Regions from separate parts of the Homo sapiens genome. Here regions 2 and 3 are each linked to region 1. Evidence: chromatin loops called from intact Hi-C (ENCODE). Cell type or tissue: PC-9. All regions are shown on one strand. Links, peaks and the distances in the headings refer to the core of each region. The heading gives the core; the rest is flanking DNA.

Region 1 (8,373 bases), core at 1,678-6,677:
TTAAGTATACTAAACTTTAGGGATCTTGACGTCTGTCAAAGGTATTCATTTATTATGTCCCACATTTAATTTTCTAGAAAAATTACCTTATATGTTAACTTTTGTATTATTTCATAATAACAATTTAGCCCTGTGGTTCTAGTTAAAAACTTTTATTATGGAAAATTTTAAACATACCCTAAAATAAAGAGAATTGTATAATGAACTCCAATGTATTTGTCAACATTTTGCTGGTCTTGTTTTATCTGTTCTCTTTTTTCCTTACCTCCCGGAATATTTTAAAGCAAATGCCAGGCATATCCTTTCACTGCAGATACTTGAGTATCTAATAGATAAGGACTCTTTTTTTTCCTAACCACAGTATCATTAGCACACCAAACAATCTTCCTTACCCTAATTTAACACCATCTAATGAGATAACCAGTTTGGGTTCATATTTTCCTGTTGGTTTAAAAAAGACGTTTTAAATAGATGGTTTGTTTAAATCAGGCTCCAAACAAGTCTTGGGGTTATTTTTTAAATTGATTTTTTTTGTTTTTGTTTTTGAGACGCAGTTTCGCTCTTTTGGCCAGGCTGGAGTGCAGTGGCGCGATCTCTGCTCACTGCAACCTCTGCCCACGGGTTCAAGTGATTCTCTTGCCTGAGCCTCCTGAGTAGCTGGGATTATAGGCATATGCCACAACACCTGGCTAATTTTTGTATTTTTAGTAGAGATGGAGTTTCGCCATGTTGGCCAGGCTGGTCTCGAACTCCTGACCTCAGGTGAGCCACCTGCCTCGTCCTCCCAAAGTGCTAGGGTTACAGGCATGAGCCACTGCACCCAGCCTAAAATTGATTATTTTTTAAAGAGGAAATGAAGGCAGTATGAAAACTTACTGTAAGCTATTCTGAGAAAGCAGTGCTGTTTTGACAGTCATTCTACCTGGAACTTAGTTTTGCTTATCTGTGTAACAACATGTTAAAATAATTGGTGCCGAGTTTTTTATGATTTTTAACATTTTAGGAAATATTTCTCTGTCTCTCTCTCTCTCTCTCTTTTTTTTTTTTGTTTTTGAGGCAGGATCTCACTCTGTCACCCAGGCTGGAGTATAGTGGCACAATCTCAGCTCACTGTAGCCTCAACCTCCCAGGTTCAGGTGATCCTCCTACCTCAGCCTGCTGAGTAGCCGGGACTACAGGAGTGTGCCGCCACGCCTGGCTAATTTTTGTACTTTTTGTAAAGATGGCGTTTTGCCACGTTGGCCAGGCTGGTCTCAAATTCCTGGCCTCAAGTGATATGCCCACTTCAGCCTCCCAAAGTGCTGGGATTACAGGCATGAGCTGTCATGCCCAGCCAGGATATCTTTCAGAAAAGGGGGAAAGTGAGTATAACCCCACTTATTTAGAAGCCTAGAGAGTAGTAGTGTGAGCTGATTTGAGAAGATTCGAGTTTGGAGGAGACCACGTCTCTATAAGAAAAAGAACCCCACATGGGATTTAAGGACTGCTTTGTAACTACTTGTTTGTTACACAGTGTTTTTTTTGTCTTTCCGGGTTTAGCTTCCCCATCTGTAAAATAAAGAATGGGTGATTTTTTGGTTTCTTTTATTTCTTAATTGTGTTGTATTTTACATTTATCCTTGACTTTAACAGGATTCTCAAAGTTGGATTGGTGGAAACAATGAACCATTGACAGGCTTTACATGGCGAGGTGGCTGTGAAAGAGAAACAACAGGCATACAAGTTTGGAATGAAGTATTTGTGATTGACAGACCTAATGGAACTAAAGTAAAATTCTGTTTATACTTTTCTACCCTGTATTCTTTCTTGGGCTATTTTCCAGTATTAAAAATCAAAACAACACAGAACTATTAATGTTTGATAACTTTAACATACGGATTATTATGTCAAATGTATGAGATATAAGTACTTTTCTTGATTTAATTACTGCTTTTCAAATTTATCATTTGATTTTTTTTATAGTCATTTTTGGCAACTGTTTTACTAAATATTTTAAACTCTCAAATTCCTAGGTTGCTGTGCTGCTTATGGATACCCAGGGTGCCTTTGATAGCCAGTCAACTATCAAAGACTGTGCAACGGTGTTTGCTCTGAGCACTATGACTAGCTCTGTCCAGGTGAGACACAAGATTAAGTGGTGCGATCAGTTCACGTAATCATTTGGCCCCTTTTTTTTTTCTTTTTTGAGACAGAGTTTCACTCTTGTTGCCCAGGCTGGAGTACAGTGGCGTGATCTCGGCTCACTGCAACCTCTGCCTCCTGGGTTCATTCTCCTAACCCGAGTAGCTGAGATTACAGGCCCCCGCCACCATGCCCAGCTAATTTTTTTGTATTTTTAGTAGAGACGGGTTTCACCACGTTGGGCAGGCTGGTCTCGAACTCCTGACCTCAGGTGACCCGCCCACCTCGGCCTCCCCAAGTGCTGGGATTACAGGCGTGAGCCACTGAGCCTGGCATTTGCCCCTCTTGAAAATGCCTTTTTAATTTTTTTTGAGATGGATTCTCACTATGTTGCCCAGGTTGGAGTGCAGTGGCTATTCATGGGTGTGATCATGCACACTCTAGCTTTTGGGCTGAAGTGATCCTCCTGCCTCAGCCTCCTGAGTAGCTGGGACTGTCAGCATATGCCACCTTGTGCTGGCAAAATGCCTTTTGATTGAAGGGAAAAAAAAGGAAGCTATTTACATTTCTTGAGAGCTATTTACATTTCTTATTGGTTATTTACATTTCCATGCATGGTTTTCTGGCTTATGATGTGAAATTTTGTACTTTGGATAGTTACAAAGGATGCAATAAACCAACAACCAGTCTCTTTAGTTTTTCATTATGGAATACATACTTTTTTTTTTAAAGGAAAAGATATCACATGTTATCTGTAATTGAAATCAGATAGATGGCTACCAGACACAGTAATATGGAGAGTATATTTTTGTTTTTTTGGCTAAAACAAACAAAAAACCCAGGTAATTAAGCTTAGAAGTCTAGTTTTTTATTCTGTATCTATGACAAGTGGTACTCAGTTATTTGAACTAAAGGAGATAAAAGCAGAGTAATTACTTAATGTTTAATTTAGGAAACCCAGACAAGGCTTATGTAATAATAAACTGAGGATTTTTAGCACCTTCATTTAGGAAGGGATAAAATCCCTTCTCTTTTTCACTTATATTCAAATTGTGTTTGGTGTTCTATCCGGTTCTAGTTTCTTCAGGCTAGGCCATTTCTTTTCTGTATAATTTAGATGGATTGGACTGAATTAAACTACCACATGTCATTTGGTGTTTCTTTACTTTTTCTTTTCTGAGATCATCTGTGGCTGATACATCTCTGAAAAATGAATTATTGAAGTATGGCGGTTAGGCCCAGCTGGTGATGGTGTATCAAGAAGTATATTTGCAAATATTTTTTTAAAATGGGTATGTGATCCTCCCAAGATAAGAAATTGTTCTTATCAATGGTAGATCATAGGTGATGCTGTCACAGTGTCTTGGATTTTTTTATGCTTTCCAGTAATGTCTGGAACATATGACTCGTCTCTCTAAGCTCCCATTTTCCTCCTTCCTCAGTTTGAAGTACCTAGCCATCAGAGTGGAAAGAAGGTTGGCTGTTAACCTGAGCTAAAAGAAGAATACTCTTCAGCTTGGCTTCAGTTTATTATAGGGTTGGGATATTTGTCATTACCCACTAAGTGACGCTGGTGGGGACCCTCTAAGTCTCTTTTTTTCTCTGATCTTGCAAGATGGCACAGCTGTGATTCCCTTGAAGCAAGCAGAAGCCCCTCAGGTTAGCTGGCTCTAGAGGGAGTTCTCGAGTTCTCTGTCCTAAAACTTATCCCTTAGTCTTTTTTTGTTTATTTATTCAACTTTTTGATAGTAAGAGACCTGGTTTTAGACAGCCACTTAAAGCTGTGCAGCCACTTTGTTGTCTGTAAAATGAGTTTTACTCATCTTGCCTATCTTGGATGTGGTTGTTGTGTGCAGTCAGAAATGAGAGCTAAATGAGATAATGCATATGAAAGTGCTTTGTAAAGTATAAATAACCAAGAAGATTAAGATTATGATTATTTTCTTCCTTGCCTTTGGGTGGGGGGGGTAGTTTTCTTTCCTTATGTAAGATATCTGGCTGATAGATAAATGATAATTTGATCTTCTTGTCATTTATTCCTTCAACAAATACATACTGAGCACCTGTTACATACAAGACAGTATGCTAAGTACTAATGATCTAAGTTAAATAAATCTCTTTCTCTGTTTGCTGTTTGCAACCTGGCCCTGACAATGAAAGGATCCAGACCTATTTTCTAAAAGCAGAGGCCCACATAGGTTGGTCATGGTGTCAGGGTTTATGTTAAAATCTAAAGTTTAATCACCTCAGTCATCAATTACTTTTTAAATCCTTGTTTGGAATTAGTAGCTAAGAATATCATTTTAGGTTTGCTGGCCTAAATTGACTATATTCTTGACCTCCAAGTGGTTTAGCCAGAGTATCACTTATTTGCTCCTAGAACAGATTGTTCTCTCTTCGGAGTCACCCTGGTTCCTAAGATGTAAGTTATTTCTTAGCAGAGGTGATATTTGTTGATGGCCACTTTTCTCCTGTGGCAGTGTAGATTACTGTCTAAAGATCTGTCTTAGAATTAATGGATGAAAATCCCCGTTTCCTGAGGATACTTAGACCCTCCTTTATCAACTCTAGTCTCCTCCAAAAAATTCTGGAAAGGGCAAGAGTGCCACCTACTGTTACTTTTATTAGCTTCCACAGGCCAGTAAAATTGTCATGTTGAGTGTAAGTGAAAACTGATGAGTAAGTAAACTGAGGAGTGTGAGTAAAAAGAGAACCACACTAGAGTCAGTAGTAGTGGAGGTACCCCTGAGTAACTGTATACTCTGATTGTACCAGGGAAGAATTTATCTTTGTAAACTGTTGCCCCTTATATTCACTAATTTAGAAAAATGATGGTGGAAATAACCTACACTCTTTAAAAAATGATCGTATCTTAACATTAAAGAGCTTAGAGAAGGAGTACAAGAAACCTACTAGATACCACACTTGTTCTTCTACCACTTTTAGGCCATGAGTATACATATATTCATGCTTTTTGCATATTTTACCACCACTGCTTCTTCCTTAATATTCTATCTTGACTATTGTTAGGAAAAAAGAGAAAATCCTTTTCACATGTCAGTTGTCAAGATAGTAGTTAAATGATTCCTTTGCGCTGAGATACAAAATAACCTTTTTTCCACAAGTAAAGTTATACAGAAGCTGGGTATTCAGAACAAAACACTAATAAAAAACAAAATAAATTTTGTTTCAACAGGTATATAATCTGTCTCAGAATATTCAAGAAGATGATCTTCAACATTTGCAAGTACGTATTTCTTTTTTTAATTTTTATTTTTTGAGATGGAGTTTCGCTCTTGTTCCCCAGACTAGAGTACGGTGGCACAATCTTGGTTCACTGCAACCTCCCCCTCCCAAGTTCAAGGGATTCTCCTGCCTCAGCCTCCCAAGTAGCTGGCATTACAGGCATGTGCCACCATGCCTGGCTAATTTTGTATTTTTAGTGGAGATGAAGTTTCACCATGTTGGTCAGGCTGGTCTTGAACTTCTAACCTTGGGTGATCCGCCCGCCTCGGCCTCCCAAAGTGCTGGGATTACCCGGCGTGAGCCGCTGCGCCCGTCTGCGAGCACATATTTCTTAAAGAAAATGTGCCAACTATTGAAATTTAATTCTCACTTTATTATGAATTTACACTTGGAAGCCTATAATACTGGTAACACGATTGAATGTTATATGGGTTTAAACTGGTGTATGACTTCTTAACTGGAAGAAATTTTGTACATACCTAGTGTGTTAGAAAATTAAATGTTTGGCTTTGAAATGATTTTAAAGGTTCTGGTACCTGGAGCTTTGGTGTGGAACAGGTTTACACATGTCTTCTTTCAATCTCTTTAGAGGCATTATTTTAACTAACTCTATTTAATAGTTATTTACAGAGTATGGAAGACTTGCGATGGAAGAAATCTACCAGAAACCATTTCAGGTAAAAAAGTTATTCTAACATTTTAAAGATTAGCCTATGAGAAGTTGTGAAGCCACCTCAGTTTGTAATTTTGGAGACACCAGGATATTACAATAGACTCATTGCTAGCAACAGATTCAGTGCAATCGAAACTAACCTTTGGTAGTATCATCAGCATACTTATCAGTAGGCGAACAGGATAAATAGAATAAATGAATCTAGGCTAATTCTTAATGCTTTCACTTAGATTAAGGGGAGTAATGTTTCTCTTAACAGATGTTATTCTAAACTTAAGACAATAGGAAATATATGACAGTCATGCCATTTTTTTTTTATACGTGGTAACTACAGAATGTTACAGGTTTCTTTTTTGTGGTTTACTACAAGTTGAAATTAGTTCTGTTACTCTTTATTTTGGTTTCATATAGAAAAGTTCCAGATAGTTTATTTTTTGAAGCAAGTGTAATTTGTAAGTTGCCATTAATACTGTTTGGTGAGCTGCAGTTACAGTAGGAGAGCATGACTCTACCATGTTTGCTCCTAAGTGTGTGAAGCCTTTCCGGTATGACAGCATTGCTACTGATTGTTAATCTTAATGGGTTTACATTGATTCTGCCTCACTCTTGTCTGGCTAGTATGGTCACTTTTATTAAGTAGTTGAGCAGATGATGCCTTCGTTTTTGGATATATAGGTGAAATATACCCTATTTGGCCTATATCAGTTTTTTCTGAACTGGGATCATTTTGCCACCCAAGGGGACATTTGCTAATGTCTGGAGACATTTTTGGTTGTCACAGTTTTGTGGGAGAGCTTAGTGCCTCTTGGTATCTAGCATATAGAGGCCAGAAATATGGTTCAACGTTCTACAATACACAGGACAGCCACACACAACTAAGAATTAACTGACCCAAAATGTCAGCAGTGCTGACCCAAAATGTCAGCATTTGAGAAATCTAACCCTATATGAGTAAAAACATCCTCTGTGAGTGAAAATGTCCTTATTGACCCCAGATCTATAATCAGTCTAGATAGCCATCTAGAATTAGTTGGTCTTGTAGTTACACAACCATGATTTAAAATTATGATCCGTGTGTCCTGATACACCCATTTTTCATTTTTAAAGTCCTGTATTACTGCTTGTGGTGACTCTTTCTTTATATTTAGTGAAGTTCTTCAGTGGCAGCGATTGCTTGGTATAGGGCCTGAGAATGTTGTTTAAGTGGGTCCTTGATATAACCATGACCAGTACTGACCATTTAGTTACTATAACTTTTGATAAGGATTGTTTAGGAGAGTAAGAGAGGCTTCAATTGTTAAGAGTTGTGATTTTTTCGTAAATTTTCTTTATTGTAAAATAAACAATTTTTATTTTTTCTGTGTATAGACATTAATGTTTTTGATTCGAGATTGGAGCTATCCTTATGAACATTCATATGGTTTGGAAGGTGGAAAGCAATTTCTTGAAAAGAGATTACAGGTAAGACCCTAATGCTTAAAGAGGAGAACATAAGCACCAAGCTAGGCAAACGGGTGGGCTGTCCGGACTGCTGGTCACATTACCAGTATTTACGTGTCGTTGGAATAAAGTATTCCAGGTTAGCCCAAGTGACTCTGTTTGTAATTGATGAAAAGTAAAGTGGTTGCATTCCTACCAAAGAAGACAGTGTCCTTGAATCAAAATTAAGGATCATGATCCTTTATTCCTAAAGGTAGCCCCCCATGGAAGTACTTGTGTATTAGTCTGTTCTCACACAGCATAAAGAACTACTTGAGACTGGGTAATTTATGAAGAAAAGAGGTTTAATTGACTCACAGTTCCACAGGCTTAACAGGAAGCATGACTGGGAGGCCTCAGGAAACTTACAATCATGGCGGATGGTGAAGGGAAAAGCAAGCACCTTCTTTTTTTTTTTTTTTTTTTAAGACAGTCTCACACTATTGCCTGGGCTGGAGTGCAATGGCACGATCTTGGCTCACTGCAACCTCCGCTTCCCGGGTTCAAGCGATTCTCCTGCCTCAGCCTCCCGTAGCTGGGATTACAGGCGCCCGCCACCACGCCTGGCATATTTTTTGTATTTTTTAGCAGAGACGGGGTTTCACCATGTTGGCCAGGCTGGTCTTGAACTCCTGACCTTGTGATCGGCCTACCTCGGCCTCCCAAAGTGCTGGGATTACAGGCGTGAGCCACCGCACCCAGCCAGCAAGCACCTTCTTCACAAGATGGCAGGAGAGAGAGAGTGAAGGGGGAAGTGCCACATACTTTTTAACAACCAGATCTCGTGATAACTCACTCACTGTTAAAAGAACAGCAAGGGGGATTTCTGCTCCCATGAATCACCTCCAACCAGG
Region 2 (5,000 bases), core at 1-5,000, 190 kb before region 1:
TTGCAGTGAGCCAAGATCACACCACTGTACCTCCAGCCGGGGTGACAGAGTGAGACTCCATCTCAAAAACAAAAAAACAAACAAACAAAAATCCCAAAAAACAGCAACAAGAAGATTAAACACAGACACAGACCTTTTCCCTCCAGAACCTTAGAAATGAATGAAGGGACCAGTAGCTGCACAGATCATTCTAGTAAAGACAATATATAATAAGAGAAATCATTTTTTGTTTAAATATTGATTTGCTGATTCCTATAAAAATGCTTCTTTTGCCCTTTTTTTCTTCCCATGAGCCTTTCTTGCCTCTTCAATGTTATCTGATTGTACTTTCCAGCTCATGGACATTACACAAAATGGCAGTTCCTAGGAAAAGCGAGAATAGAAAAAAAACCATAGCTTTTCAGTCAATTCTTGTTAACACTAGAGCCCGGAAGGGTCATGTAGGTCAATGAACTGTTGCTCCTGGCAATTGAAATAATTTATCCTCTGAAAAAGAGAGATCAGGACTGCCCCAGAGCTAAGTTAAAAACTGTGGGGTTAAGGCAGGGCACAGTAATGCCTGTAATATCTGTGCTTTGGAAGGCTGAGGCAGGAGGAGTGTCTGAGGCCAGGAGTTAGAGACCAGCCTGGGCAACATAGTGAGACATGACTGTGTCACTGTACTCCAGCCTGGACGACAGAGTGAGACTCTGTCTCTAAAAACAGAATAAAACAAAACAAAAAACCTGTGGGACTACCTGAGGTCTAGGACTAGATTGTCAAGACAGGAGAAGGGTAATGACCTGGGCAGCACAGCAAAGGCTTCTGGAAAGGACACACACAGCTTCTTATCTCTGCTCTCTATATCCTGCTCATGACTTCAAGACGTCATGGTGCTTTTCTGAACCTCAGTCTCTTCATTTGCAGCATGGCTATAATATCCATACTATCCACCTCACAGGGTTCTCGTAAGAATAGAATGAGTTACCATATATACATAAACTCCATCCTCAGCACACAACACAGGACTTAGTGGCTGCCTCTCATTTCAGGAGAACTCACATTTCTTAGTTCACTGGGAAAAGGTTGAGATTGGCAAGTATCCCACATCCATTAGAGAGGTGACTCAGCGATTATCCTTCTAAGGATTAAAAACAGCTTTATCAGGCAGCCACTCTGCTGCGATGTACATGATTTAATTCAATTTAATCATCTCAACAACCCTACAAGGAAGGTATTTTCTTCCCCCTTAGACAGAGGATGAAATCAAAGTTCAGAAGAGTTGATTACACCCTGCCTGAATTCACCTAGGGATTTGAACTCAGATCTGTCTGACTTCAGGTTCATTTACTTTTTACTCTGCCCCATTGGCTTTCAGCTTTGATAGATATGGAAATAAAACCTAGCCCTTCACATCAGGCCATTATCCTATACACCCAAGTAGGCCATGGAGAAATGGCCTTTCTCTAAGGGGAAATGGGATCTCTGGAAAAGTCACCTTGCTTCTGGGCCATTGCATGGAGACAGCTGGGGTCCAGTGAGATGCCAGTGCCCAACAAATGGGCACCAGCTCTTCATCCTCCTCTCTCTGTCTCTCTTTCTCTAGCATCACATAGGATGACCTCAAAGCCAACAGCTATGGAATGCATCTTCCTGGCCTCACAGGTCTCTTGAAGCTGCCGGCTGCCCCCAGCAATCAAGCCAGATGGATGTTTTGGGTGGAAGCCTAGCTGGGAAACAGCTTGCGGGCTGAGCAGGGGTGTTCAGTGGGCAAGGGGCAGGCTTCACGCTAACTCTTTCTCCATGCAGTGCTGCTTCCTCCTTCTGGCCTGCTTTCTGATGTCCCCAAGGCCTTTTCAAGTAGGAGTGGAAGGACAGAGTGGATGTGGCCAATCAAGAAACAGCATCCTCTAATCAGGTCACCCAGGCAGCCCCTCATCTAACCCAGCTGGCTCTGAGCCCTTTGCCTGGGGATCATTCTGTTTTGTAACAGCAAGGCTGACCTCAAGCGAGGCCACTTGGTCTGGATCTTTGATCTAAACAAGCACGAGGGCTTTCTCTCTGGAGACTTCTGTCTTGTTGGCAGGTCTCCAGAAGGGGGCGTTGCTGTTGCATGTGTCAATAGGATAGTAAGATTTAGGAACAAGCTGCAGTCGTTTAGGCAAGGGAGGTTGCGAGTTAGTCCTTTGCTCGGACTGCTTTTGTCACCAAGGGTAAGTGCTTGCTGATGACTTTTGCTCCGGTACAGAAGTATCTAAACTTTCCAGAGATGTGTAAAAGAGAGCCTTATAAAATTTAGGAGAACACATCAAAGTTACTAGATAGAAGGTCATTATACAAAAATTAACTTGCATTTTAAGGTACCAACCACAGTTAGAAAATAAAAAAATTTAAAGCTAACACCTATAAAAGAAACAAAAGCTATAAGGTACCAGAAATATATACATGATCTTTATGAAGAAAATTATAAAACTTTACTTGTTTAGGTATTCTTTTTGTTTTGTTTTGTTTTTGTTCTTAGGGTTTTTTAGAGACAAGGTCTCTCTCTGTTGCCCAGGCTAGGGTGCAGTTGGCACCATCATAGCTCACTGCAGCCTTGAATTCTTGGACTCAAGCAATCCTCCTGCTTCAGATTCCCAAGTAACTGGGACTACAGGTGGATGACACCACACCTGGCTAATTTTTTTTTTTTTTTTGTAAAATAGGATCTCACTATGTTGCCCAGCCTGGTCTCGAACTTCTGGCCTCAAGTGATCCTCCTGCCTTGGCCTCCCAAAGTGCTGTGATTACAGATGTGAACCACTGTGCCTGGCCTAGGTATTCTTTAATAGATAGATAAGATGTATTTATGATATGAAGATACAGTGTCATAAATTTCTTTTTTTTTTTTTTTTTGAGATGGAGTCTCACTCTGTTGCCCAGGCTGGAGTGTAGTGGCATGATCTCGGCTTACTGCAAGCTCTGCCTCCTGGATTCATGCCATTCTCCTGCCTCAGCCTCCCGAGTAGCTGGGACTACAGGTGCCCACCGGCACGCCCGGCTAATTTTTTGTATTTTTTAATAGAGACAGGGTTTCACTGTGTTAGCCAGGATAGTCTCGATCTCGTGATCTCGTGATCTGCCTGCCTTGGCCTCCCAAAGTGCTGGGATTACAGGTGTGAGCCACTGCACCCAGCCTTGGTGTCATAAATTTCAATTCTTCCCAAATTATAAATTCTTTGTGACTCCAACCAAATTCACATAGGATTTTTTTTATGGGTCTAGACAGGATGATTCTAACATTGTTCTGAAAAAGGACCAAAAATAGTTAAGAAATTTTGAAAAACACAAGATGAGCGACTCACCCTATAAGACTATAAGACCTGTTAAATTAAGACTGTGTGGCTTTAGCCAAGAAAGAGACAAACAGACCAATAGAACAGAATAGAGACTCGCAAAACAGATCTCTGTACTTATGAAGACTTGATATATGACAGAGGTGACATGCAGATGAGTAGAGAAAGAATAAATTATTCAATTAGTGGTACTGGGAATTTGATAGCCCATATTGAAAACGAACCCAACAATATGAAATTTTAGGTGAAAAAAATTTTAAGTAAAACTTTCAGACTTCTAGGAGAAAATACAGAAAAACTTCCAAGATCACAGTGTAGGCAATAATATCATAAAACAGAAATAAGTACAAGCACTAAAGAAAAACATTCGTAAATTTATGTGCATTAAAATGTAAAGCTTTGGCTGGGCATGGTGGTTCATGCCTATAATCTCAGCACTTTGGCAGGCCAAGGTGGGAGGGTCACTTGAGCCCAGGAGTTTAAGACCAGTCTAGGAAACCTAGTGAGACCCCATCTCTACAAAAGATAGGAAAAAATAGTCGAGCATTGTGTTAGTCCATTCTCATACTGCTATAAAGAACTATCTGAGACTGGGGAATTTATAAAGAAAAGAGATTTAATTGACACACAGTTCTGCAGACTGTACAGGAGGTATGGCTGGGGAGGCCTTAGGAAATTTACAATCATGATGGAAGGTAAAGGGGAAGCAAGCACATCTTCACATGGTGGCAGGAGAGAGAGAGAGAGAAGGGGGAAGTGCTACACACTTTTAAACAACCAGATCTTGTGAGAAGTCCATCATGAAACAGCACTAGGGAGATGGTGCTAAACCATTAGAAACCACCCCCATGAGCCAATCACCTTCCACCAGGCCCCTCCTCCAACACATGGGGATTACAATCAACATGAGATTTTGGTGGGGACACAGAGCCAAACCATATCAGGCATGGTGGTGTGCCCCTGTAGTCCCAGCTTCTTAGGAGACTGAGGTGGGAGGATTGCTTGAGCCAGGGAGGTTGAGGCAGCAGTGATCTGTAATCATGCCACTGCACTCCAGCCTGGGTGACAGAGACCCTGTCTCAAACAAACAAACAAACAAAAAAAGGTAAAGCTTCTTTTCCTCAAAATATGCCATAAAGTAAAATAAAAAACAGACAAACACAAACTGGGAAAAGATATTTGCAATGTGGCAGTCAGGGGAGTGTGCTGTTCGGCTCCTTTCAACAGAGACACACTTATGAGGTGTGATTGGCTGACAGCCTGGAGTTGCCTCATCTTCAGGATCCACCACTGTGTTCTAGCAGAGGCTCTGCTAGCTCTGACCGATCCTAGCCAATGTCTGAGTACGGAGGGAGTACCAGAGTTGAGTCATTCCTGCTCAGTGTGGGACTTCTTTAAAAGGCAAACTTTCTTCTGAGGCTCCCCATTAGCCTGGCTGACTTTCTCAGAGCTGCCCTGCAGATGGAGGCTTTTCCCACCCAATTCTCTTTCCTCTTCTTCCCTTTCACAGGCATAAAGACCTGCACTGGGGTCTGAAAACTCTCCCCAACCATGCCTGCTCTTTTCCCCATTATCCTGCGCAGGTATTACCCCCCATTATTGTCTTGCACTTCCAATTTTGTTTTGATTTCTGCTTCTTGGAAGACTTGAATTAATATAGCCTATAAAGAACAAAAGACTAGTATC
Region 3 (5,000 bases), core at 1-5,000, 270 kb before region 1:
TTTTATTAATCAATAGAAATGACATCTTGACAGTTGATAGTTTTTAGGTAAAACAAAACGAAGTATAGCTTTAATGTTTTTTCAGATGTAAAGTGTGAAGAAATCTTTTTCTTTTCCTTCATAGGATGTTTTATATACTGTATGCAACCCTGTTGGCAAAGTGCAACGTATTGTTATATTCAAGAGAAATGGGATACAAGCAATGGTTGAATATCCTTTATTTGTAAATTTTTATTGATGTGTAATTCATACGGATCTTATTTTTTCTGGCTTAAGCATTTCTAGACAAGTGGTGTTTACTTTGTCCTCTCACAAAAATCTACGTGACTTAGCTTTAAAAAATGAAACTGCAGTACTCATAGGGAATTTTACTATTTATGATAAGAATAACTTGCTACCAGAAAGCAATCTAGTGCTTCCTTTTTAAGCTGTTAAATAACACTATTTGAAGATATGTACACTTGTACTATTTTGGAATTTATCCTAAGTGAACTTTTCTGACTCCCTCTTAAAGTAGTTTGGAAGTACCAAAACTTTAGAGTCAGTAAAATCTTACCTTTTTTTATTGAACCTTTAAAATGGTAATGGTTTATGTAAAAACTTCTTTATGTTAAATTTGTCACACATTGAGTAAGAAGAGCAAGTTACAAAATAGTATAGATAATACACTTTCCCCCAAGCTGGACCCATCTTAAATAATAATAATAAAGAGAAAACCCCAACCTACGTGTGCATGTGTATGCATAGAAGAAGGTAGGGATATACAGCAAACGCTTTAATAGTGCTTACTTCTGGCAAGGGACTTATGTTTTATCTTTGTTTTTTTACCTTATATACCTTTGTGATTTTATTTTTTTAAGATTATGGACTTAAGTAATTTTTTTAAAAACTGATAAAATTTTAGATAGAGTATTATAAAACTATGCCTTCTCAGAAATATGTAAAAATCATGTATTTGTTTTGTATTACTTTGGCTCTTTGTAATGTTCTTCTTAAAGAGTAAAATCTTTTCTGTTTCAAGGTTGCAAGTTGTCCTTTGCTAGGGAATGGGACCATGCTCCATTATCTCCTCTGCTTTCCGATTTATAAAGTACTAATGATGACCTAAAAGAATTAAGGTAGATAGTTCGGTTGTATTATGTTTTCTTTGGTACCCTTGATTTTTTTTTTTTTTTTAAGATGGAGTTTTGCTTTTTGTTGCCCAGGGTGGTCAAGTGATTCCCGTGTCTCAGCCTCCCAAGTAGCTGGGATGACAGGCACCTGCCACCACACCCAGCTAATTTTTGTATTTTTAGTAGAGATGGGGCTTCACCATGTTGGCCAGGCTGGTCTCGAACTCCTGAGCTCAGGCTGTTCACCTGGTTCAGCCTCCCAAAGTGCTGGGATTACAGGCGTGAGCAACTGTGCCCAGCCACCCTTGATCTTAAAAATAAATTCTCCTGGCCAGGCGCAGTGACTCACGTCTGTGATCCCAGCACTTTGGGAGGCCGAGGCGGGCGGATCACGAAGTCAAGAGATCGAGACAATCCTGGTCAACATGGTGAAACCCCGTATCTACTAAAAAAATTAAAAATTAGCCGGGTGCGGTGGCACACACCTGTAGTCCCAGCTACTTGGGAGGCTGAGGCAGGAGAATTGCTTGAACCCGGGAGGTGGAGGTTGCATTGAGCCCAGGTCGCGCCACTGCACTCCTGGTGATAGAGCAAGACTCCGTCTCAAAAACAAAACAAAACAAAAAATTCTCTTAAAATTCATCCTGAAATTGGTAAAACATTTCCAGAAGTAAAAGAGCTACTTCTGATTATTTTCAATCCTGTCCTTTGGGAGTGAATAATGATTAAGTATCAGATACCTTAAACCGAATTTCCTTAATAGAGCTTATGTTTGAATCAGTCCTTTGTGCCCAGAAAGCTAAAGCAGCACTCAATGGAGCTGATATATATGCTGGATGTTGCACACTAAAAATTGAATATGCACGGGTAAATATTTTTTTCAACACCCTACCCAAGAAATATTTATGCTTTGGATATGCAGTTTGAACTTACATTATTTTCAATCTTAACAGCCAACTCGTCTAAATGTTATTAGGAATGACAATGACAGTTGGGACTACACTAAACCATATTTGGGAAGACGAGGTAGGTATTTTATACATTTTAGAATGTACTTGATCTGCTGACAAATTTTTATATGCAGTTAGATTCTTTTTTCCTGAGATGAGCTAGTTAATTCAAATGAAAACCTTGTTGATGAATGCTTTTGTTGCAAAAGGCCATGTAATGCTGGAAAATAACCTTGAACATTAGTGCCCCCTACTGGTATGTACTGAGCTATTTATATTTAGTTCAACAAGGAGCCCACACATTCAGGCACGCCCGCAGTTCAAGGACTTGCATTTCTCCAAGCAGCTCTCTCTCTTTGGAGGAGAGGAAACTGATTCAGAATATTCCTTACAAACTGCAAACTTGCACACTGCTTCTCTATGGAAAGGACTTTCCCCCAAGCTGGACGAGGCATTAAGAAGGATAGAGGACTCCAGCAGGCTGACTCTACACTTCATCATGCACAACATCGGCATCAGCAAAAAGCCCTCTGAAAAACTCAGACTCGCAATTCACCTTGACTGCATACTGCATGCACCATCACCCCAAGTTTTTAAAGGAGGACACTTAACAGTACTTCAGAATTGCATGGGATGAACACCATGATAGACTGTGCCCATTTATACAAGTTGTATGTATATATTGGTCTGATTTCCCTTAAGGTTTCAGTTGTAGAATTTAAGACTTTCCACTAACGGAAACTAGACTTCATCTGCAATGTTGTAAATCTTAATGCCCATTACTGTGACTGTGTGCAGCTTAGATTCAAATTGTTAATTGGCAAATAACCAGGACCAGTTTATTAACAGGTCTTGGGAATTGATAATGCTCAACCAATCCACACAGATAGAAAAATAAAAGGATTAGAAAGGTGCACACTTGCTGCATTGTTTACTTTTTAAATTTTTTGTTTTTTTCTCAATTGTGGTCACTGAACAGAAATTCTAACATAATGAAAAGGTGCATTATATGTGAAAGACGTTCTTCTGTGTGGTTTGATTTTTGTAAAGTGGCTGTTTATAAGTTGTCACTTTTTGTAACAATTTAAGGTTATCACTGTCAATTTGTGTAACTAGAAATTTTGACATTTCAAATGTAGGTGAAAGTAACATGTCTGTTCAAGATAGAATATCTTTAAACTTGATAAATCTGAAAATAAGAGCATTTCATTTGGGATGCATCTTCACCTATAAGTGCTAGATTTCGTGAGGATAAATTTGACTGATAAAATTGTTCAACTAACTGTGTGGCAATTCTGGAATATACAAATTAAAATGTGGATCTTGTAAAAACAAGGGGGCTGCAGTATTGGCTACATCTTAACTACAATATCAGTGTTTGAACTACAGGGTGGAAAAGCTCAAGATGAGTATGTCTGTAAAAGTCAGTAACTAGAAAAAAATTTTATGGCATACAAAATACCTTGGGGAGTGGGTACTCTATAGTGCATGTACTCTAGCAAAAAGAAAAAGACAATGTGATGATTGATCTTTTGCATGTTTGCATATTTAGGACTTTTAGATGATTGGCTCCTTTAACTCTCAATTCCCAGGAAATCATCTTGCCTTATGCATGAAATTGCAAATAGGTTTGTTTTGTAATGCAGCTTTGGCTAGACCCCATGTTTTTCACTACTTATGGAAATCTGCCTGGCCTTGGGTTGGTACAGTTGATGTCAGTATTAGAAAGCACATCCTTAGCACTGAAACAACCGGACAAGTGGTTGATGAGAAATGTCTCACTTCTGTCAATTTACAGTTATTGACCACTCGGTTTTGTTTTTTTAAAAAAATCTCATTTGAAATAGTTGTGGTTACATTTTTCTCAGGGGCTCTTTAAACAGGTGTAGATAAGCTTATTTTAATAGTGTTTACATCTATTCTTTTAAAGGGTCTGATGTTTACACAAAGCCAGCTGAGGTTAGTTCTTCATATAATTCTAGTCAGATAAGTTTAGAAATGTATAAGGTATATATGTGAATAGTGAAATATAATTAAAGCACGTAAAACGTTTTTAGTTTATGCTTTGAAGGAAAATTTTTTGTTTTCTAATTCCTTACAGATATTTGTCTTGCGAGACCATAACAGTTTATGTTTTTGTTTCTGTAGAGCTCTTAGCTTGCACTCAAATTGATAGCTATTGAAACTGTTAGGTTGCTATCCCCAAATAAAGACCTTCATAACATTTTTTTTTTTAACCAAAAAAAATAAAAACTTTTTTAAAAACATACCCTCACTTTTTTCAAAGCCCTTTTCAGCTTGAATTACATTTTAGTGTAAAGAATCCCTAACCAGGACGCCAGGGAACCCCTCCAGAAATCTTAGAACCTGTAGTAGATAGGTGCATCTTTTTGGGGAGAATGTTCACAGCTTCCATCAGATCATTTGACTCTAGGAAAGCTTACCACTGTTTAGAAACTGATATATTTAGGGTTCAACTTTCTGCTCACTTCTGTTTTACGTGACCTGTTACGCAGTGAATACTTCAAATGAAGTGAATTATTATTAATTTTTTAATTATTTTATTTTATTTTATTATTATTATACTTTAAGTTTTAGGGTACATGTGCACAATGTGCAGGTTAGTTACATATGTATACATGTGCCATGCTGGTGTGCTGCACCCATTAACTCGTCATTTAGAAGTGAATTATTAATGAGAATGTTTGGCTGAAAGATAGCTTGGAAGATAATCTACTCTAACTCCTTCATTTATGAATGAAAATTGTTTCTGTGACTATACAGCAAATTAGTGGTTTAAGTTGGAATCGTCTGATTCCCAACCCAGTTCTCTTTCCTTTATAGCACACTGTTAACTGTATCAATAAAACTGAGTCATGAAGACATTATGGTTGTTGTGGTTTTAAGATTCCTAGGTCAGATAAGGATTTGTATTTAG

What was found. A loop is a pair of places that touch in the nucleus more often than their neighbours do. Peaks named below come from ENCODE experiments on the same cell type or tissue, not always from the same donor. Only the 100,000 strongest peaks of a DNase experiment are listed, where the experiment ranks them.
Region 2: it touches region 1 in a loop (12-fold over the local background); 53 of 110 quality-filtered maps call a loop at or near these places.
Region 3: it touches region 1 in a loop (11-fold over the local background); 16 of 110 quality-filtered maps call a loop at or near these places.

The regions. Positions count from the first base shown.
Region 1 is chr2:38,312,279-38,320,651 of GRCh38, reverse strand. ATL2 (atlastin GTPase 2) reads left to right here. Exons shown (of 13, transcript NM_001135673.4): 3 at 1,633-1,767; 4 at 2,013-2,117; 5 at 5,318-5,368; 6 at 5,988-6,044; 7 at 7,409-7,501. Among named protein-coding and RNA genes, the nearest start is that of ATL2, 61 kb to the left of the region's middle. In PC-9, for the core only: CTCF peaks have their summits at 4,515 and 4,721 (motif pointing left); a DNase peak (open chromatin) is centred at 4,731; H3K27ac peaks cover 1,102 bases.
Region 2 is chr2:38,505,609-38,510,608 of GRCh38, reverse strand. All of the region lies in intron 1 of LINC02613 (long intergenic non-protein coding RNA 2613), which reads left to right. Among named protein-coding and RNA genes, the nearest start is that of LINC02613, 7.6 kb to the left of the region's middle. In PC-9, for the core only: a CTCF peak has its summit at 2,073 (motif pointing right); a DNase peak (open chromatin) is centred at 2,068.
Region 3 is chr2:38,579,051-38,584,050 of GRCh38, reverse strand. HNRNPLL (heterogeneous nuclear ribonucleoprotein L like) reads left to right here. Exons shown (of 13, transcript NM_138394.4): 4 at 125-210; 5 at 1,883-1,979; 6 at 2,066-2,138. Among named protein-coding and RNA genes, the nearest start is that of HNRNPLL, 21 kb to the left of the region's middle. In PC-9, for the core only: a CTCF peak has its summit at 2,328 (motif pointing left); a DNase peak (open chromatin) is centred at 2,310.